2 separate regions of the Homo sapiens genome follow, and region 1 is linked to region 2. Evidence: read pairs that join two places in POLR2A ChIA-PET (ENCODE). Cell type or tissue: Panc1. All regions are shown on one strand. Each heading gives the region's core, and the rest is flanking DNA. Links, peaks and the distances in the headings are about the cores only. Region 1 overlaps LOC105376360 (a long non-coding RNA gene). Region 2 overlaps LOC105376360 (a long non-coding RNA gene).

Region 1 (2,916 bases), core at 306-2,805, 56 kb after region 2:
TTAACCTTGGACAATCCAGGGACTACATGCTCTGGTGATGTTCATTTTGTATAACATCTTGTAGGTGTTCTCTGTATTTCTCATATCTGGATGTCTATCTCTTTAGCAAGATTATGGGAAGTTTCTTGAATTATTCCCTTAAATATGTTCTTCAGGTTGTTTATATTTTCTCCTTCTTTCTCAGGAATGCCAGTAATATGCAGATTTGGTGGCTTAACATAATCCCACATTTTTTCAAAGGCTTTGTTCATCTTTTTAAAATCATCTTTCTTTATTTTTGTCTCACCAAGTTAGTTCAAAAGACCAGTCTTCAAGCTCTGAAATTCTTTCTTTTGCTTGGTCTAGTCTATTGATAAAGCTGTCAATTGTATTTTTAAATTCCTTAAGTGAGTTTTTCAATTCTAGAAGCTCTGATGGATTTCTTTAAAGGTGTTTATCTCTTCCTTCATTTCCTCGGTGGCTTTGAAAGTTTCTCTGCATTGATTTTAAACCTTGTCTTAGATATCATTGAGCTTCCTTGAAATCCATGCCTAGAATTTTTTATCTGTCACTTCTTAGTTTCCATGTTGGTTAACAACTGCTGAAGAGCTAGTGTGATCCTTTGGTGGTGTCACTACATTTAGATTTTTATGGTGCCAGAATTCTTGTGCTGGTTTCTTCTCAACTAGAGATGCCAGCACTCTTGAGTTTTGTAATTATATTCATGTGAGTAGAATTTTTTCGTTTTCTTTCTTTCTCTAAAATATATATAGTTTCCTTTCTCCTTCTCCCCCTACCCCCACTCCAGGGGATATAACTGTAGAGCACTGGGTAGGGTCTTTTGACTTTACTTCTATAGCCCTATGTACTTCTGTCAGCAGGTTTTATATTGCACTGTGCTCTTTGGCCTACAAGCCAGTTGATGGTATTTATAGATAATAATCACTTCAGCCAACATGGCTGGGCATATACTTTATTCTTGTTTACTGGGAGAAGCTCTTTGTTGCCTTAGACAATGGGTTTGTTGGCTGCATTCTCACCTAAACTCCCCACAGGGCTGGAGACCAGGATGAGTGAGGCCAGACCTGGAGAGTCCACCTACAGATTTCCCAATGGCAGGCATAAGCACCAACATCGAAGGATAATTCAATGGGTGACCATCATGTGCCCAGAGGTGTGTCTAGGCATGGAGCTTGAAAATATCCTTGGCTCCAAGTTCTCTGCATGGAGATGTGGGGCATCCAAATGCCTAATCCTGGAGAGTCAGTGCTAGAGAGGCCTGGAGAACTGCCTGGGCCTGGAGTGGAAAGGGTCCACCTGCACCAGGATCTCTGCCTTGGAAAGGTGGAGTGGCTCAGGCTGCTGTTCCAGGGGAGAGGGTGTTCTGAATGCTCAGAGATCTGCTTTGATCAGCCAGATGCTGTTGCAGGGGCTGTTTGCCCACATTCTCCTCTGCAGGTTCTGGGGGGTCCTTCACAACTCCATCGGATTCTCATTTTTCTTCTTGAATTAAAGCTCTCAGAATTCATGTCAATGCCCTGCCTCTCTATTTCCAAGTGGCTGAGACATGCTAAAAGCCTCTATTCTGCCATCTTGGGGAAAGAAAAAAAAAAACCCAGCTTTTAAATTTTGACTGATTTTCTCAGTAATCTAATTTTCTGGGAATTTATTGTGCTTTTATCATTGGCCTCTAACTCATCCAGATTATTATTGTAATTCCATTCACACTGGCAAGCAGCTGGCCCTGACTTTGCATTTTCTATTTTATTCTCACTTTTATTAATCTTCTCTTGGTCTCTTGTTCCTCTTCTCACCCCAACCACATGGAATTAAACAAACCTTCACCTTTAAAAAGCAATGCTAAAGCCAAGCCAGCAACCACACTACCCCAAAAGCTTTTAGTTGGGTTGCTAACCTTAAGTAATATATTTTGGTGAACTATTTCTACTCTTTGCCTCAGATTTCCACCATATTTCCCTAAAGATAACACTAACGTACAGTTGAACTAGTCTTCCAATACCATCTTGAGGCCAAGTCCAATATATCAACAAGAATGAGGGGATATTTAAGCCAAGTGAATTTACATATTTCTTGTGTGGGCATTCACCAGATGCTTAGAAGAGAACTGACTCAAGAATGAAGGTAAATTTTTACAAGACATGCTACTCCACAGTTACAAAAATCAGAAGATAGCATACTCCCTGAATGAATCAAATCAAGAGCAGTGCAAAACCCATAGAATCAGATGTGGAAAGAACCCTAACCATCATGGTTAGGATTTTCAACCAATTTCAGGTTATTAATACTAGATCATGCTTTAAAAAGTGATTTAACAAATGCAGTTGATGTGTTTGCCTTGACATGCAAAAATGTATCTGATATATTAAAGTTGAAGTAAGATTTATATACAATGAAATGCACAGATCTTAAATGTGTAAGTCTATGTGTTTTAATAAATATATACCCCCATAACCAGCACCCCTAACAAGACGGGGGCATTTCTATCACCCCAGAAACTCCTCCCTGGGGGCCGTTCCAGCAAATTCTCAACCCCTACTGGCAACAACTATATTAATTTATATAATCATGAAATCATACTAAATGTTTCCATTTGTGTTCAGCTTCTTAGATCAACACATTTTTGTGACTCATCCATGTTTCTGCTTTTGTCAGCAATTCAGTTTTTTAAATTTCTGAAAAGTATTCTACTGTACAATTACAGCTTATCCATTTTTCTGTTGATAAAAATTTGAATTCTTAAATTGGGCTATTATGAATAAGAATGCTATACACCTTCTTGCCCAAATATTTCTGTGGACATATGTTTTCATTTCTCTTGGGTAAATACCTAGAAACGACATTACTGGGCCATAGAATGGGCGTGTGTTTAGTTTTCTAAGACACTGCAGGTTTTCTAAAGTGGTTGTACCATTTTAT
Region 2 (2,916 bases), core at 293-2,792:
CTCTGAACAGCCTCAGGGCAGAGCTGGAGGTCATTAGTGCCACCTGGCTCATCCCATATCCCTTTTGGAAGGCTGATCTCCAAGCAAAGGTCTTCATGACTGCTGCAGAACATGGATTCACTTGCTTATTCTATCAACAAGCAGGTATGGAATATCCACGAGGTGTCACCTACTGTACCAGGCCCAGAGTAGCAGACAAAAATGCCACTTTCCCCACCTACAGAGCTTATAGTCGAATGGGGGTGCAGACTCTATAAATAAACATGCAAACGTATTTATATTATTTACCAGCATCTTATAAATTATGACAAGTTCTCTGAAGAAAATGACAAGATGGGAAAGAAGAGAACTGATTTATTATAACTGAAGAATTTCAGGCATAACTTCATCCTTAATTCTTTTTTTTTTTTTTTTTTTTTTTGAGACACAGTCTTTCTTTGTCACCCAGGCTGGAATGCAGTGGCATGGTCTTGGCTCACTGCAACCTCTGCCTGCTGGGTTCAAGCAATTCTTCTGCCTCAGCCTCTCAAGTAGCTGGGATTACACGTGTGCACCACCATGCCCAGCTGATTTTTGTATTTTTAGTAAAGACTGGGTTTCGCCAGGTTGGCCAGGCTGGTCTTGAACTTCTGGCCTCAAGTGATCTCCTACCTTGGCCTCCCAAAGGTGCTGGGATTTCAGGCGCGAGCCACCGCAACTGGCCCTCTTGATTCTTAAAGAAAACCATTATTCAAAGTATTTACAACACTCCTACTCCACTGACCAAAGTGTAAGTATAATTAAATACACAATTATAAGGTACACAACAATGTACACAAAGATACACCACAGTGTTCTTTTGGAGAGGATGTCAGATGCCCTGACCCTGCAGAGAGGGAGCAATGCTGCGGCCCCATACGTGGAAGGTGAGGGGCTGGGGTGGAAAGCACTCTGTGCCTGGCCTTTCCCAGAGGCAGGAGCTGTGCACACACACGGATGCTGCGGCCCCATCCGTGGAAGGTGAGGGGCTGGGGTGGAAAGCACTCTGTGCCTGGCCTTTCCCAGAGGCAGGAGCTGTGCACACACATGGATGCTGCGGCCCCATCTGTGGAAGGTGTGGGGCTGGGGTGGGATGCACACTTGGCCTGGCCTTTCCCAGAGGCAGGAGCTGTGTACCCACACAGATGCTGGGACAGAAGACAGACACAGATGACTCCAGCTGGACAAGGGGAAACTGAGAGCAAGGTGCAGTAGAAAGACGCCAGTTCAGTGTTAGTAGGTGTCAACGTGTCTGAGGATCAGCAGGACAGGTGTGCTGAGGAAAGGGGCTAGAGATGGAGGAAGGCAAGTGTAGAAAAGAGGCTGGGTGTGGTGGCTCACCCCTATAATCCTGGCACTTTAAGAGACCAAGGAGGGAAGATCACTTGATCCCAGGGGTCTGAGACCAGCCTGGGCAACATAGTAAGACCCCATTTCTACAAAAACTTTTCAAAATTAGCAGAGAGTGGTGGTGCACACCTGTGATCCCAGCTGCTCAGGAGGCTGAGGTGGGACCCCAGTAGGTTGAGACTGCAGTGAGCTGAGATCGTGCCACTGCACTCCAGCCTGGGCTACAGAGCAAGACTCCGTCAAGAAAGAAAGAAAGAAAGGAAAGAAAGAAAGGAAAGAAAAAAAAAGAAAGAAAGAAAAAGAAAGAAAGAAAGGAAGGAAGGAAGGAAGGAAGGAAGTAAGGAAGGAAGGAAGGAAGGAAGGAAGGAAGAAAGAAAGGAGAAGAGATGAGAAAAGAAGAGAAGAGAAAAGAAAAAAAAGAAAAGAGCAAAGAAAAGAAAAGAGAAGGTTTGAGATGGAGGTCATGAGGAGTTCCAGGTCTGAGTGATGAGAGGTCTGTAGCAGGACTGTGGGGTGGGTGGCGAGTGGCACTGAGGGATGGAGAGCCCTAGACATGGTGCCCTTTCTTCCTGGACCTATGAGCAGTGCTGGGCAGAGTTGATGACTCTTTCCCCCCAAATCCCATTCCTCCCATTGCTTCCGATGCAGCCACCCTCCTGGTTTTCCTCCTGCCACATGGGATTTTCCTTCTCCAATCCCACTGGGGCCTCCTCCGGTCTCTAAGGTCTTAGGACAACACCCCAGATCTCTTATCTCTTTTTCCTGGTGGTCTCATGCATTCTCATGGCTTTTAGTGCCTCCACAGCTGCTGAACCCACAGGGATACAGCCGGCTCAGACCTCTCTCCTGAAGCCCAGATCCCTACATCCATTCGCCTACTTGCATTTCTGCTTGAATCTCTTGTGGCTCACACTCGATCTGTTCAAGACAAAATCAGTCTTTCTCCTGACATCTTTGTTATCCATCACTTCATAACAATATTAATACCAACTTAGTGACTTAAAACAATGTGCTTTTGTTTTGTTTATTTTTAATTGACAAGTAAAAATTCTCTATATCTATGGTGTATTATGTGATGTTTTCACATATGTGTACACTGAGTGATAACTAAGTCAAGCTATTAACATGTGCATTACCTCATATAATGTGTGGTGAGAATGCCTAAAACCCACCTTCTTAGCAATGTTAAATCAAGTTTAGTCTAAAGCTGCCTCCTTCCATATTTTAAGTTTGGCCTAAAGGTTTCTCTGTACGTAGTGAACTAAAACCTAAATGGAGATGTAAACAGACTGTAGCCTACTCTTGTGCCAATCACTGAGCTTTTGCCAAGCAAAGGGGGCCAACTGTTCAAACCATGTGCAACGGAGGCAAATGCCATGCTGTAACCAATGCAGCTGTTTGTGTACCTCACTTCCTTTCTGTTTTCTCTCCATAAATCTTCCACCCCATGGCTGCGCTGGAGTCTTTGAGCCTCCTCTGTCTTGGGAGGCTGCCCAATTTGTGAATTGTTCTTTGCTCAACTAAACTGGGTTAAATTTAATTTGGCTA

The links. Peaks named below come from ENCODE experiments on the same cell type or tissue, not always from the same donor. Only the 100,000 strongest peaks of a DNase experiment are listed, where the experiment ranks them.
Region 1: POLR2A ChIA-PET joins it to region 2 with 6 read pairs; 2 of 35 experiments call an interaction of 5 or more read pairs at or near these places.

What each region holds. Positions count from the first base shown.
Region 1 is chr10:3,605,758-3,608,673 of GRCh38, reverse strand. The region is part of intron 1 of LOC105376360 (a long non-coding RNA gene); the gene reads right to left. Among named protein-coding and RNA genes, the nearest start is that of LINC02669, 100 kb to the right of the region's middle. In Panc1, for the core only: no CTCF peak of the experiment used is centred there; no DNase peak of the experiment used is centred there.
Region 2 is chr10:3,661,826-3,664,741 of GRCh38, reverse strand. All of the region lies in intron 1 of LOC105376360 (a long non-coding RNA gene), which reads right to left. Among named protein-coding and RNA genes, the nearest start is that of KLF6, 120 kb to the left of the region's middle. In Panc1, for the core only: no CTCF peak of the experiment used is centred there; no DNase peak of the experiment used is centred there; H3K27ac peaks cover 292 bases.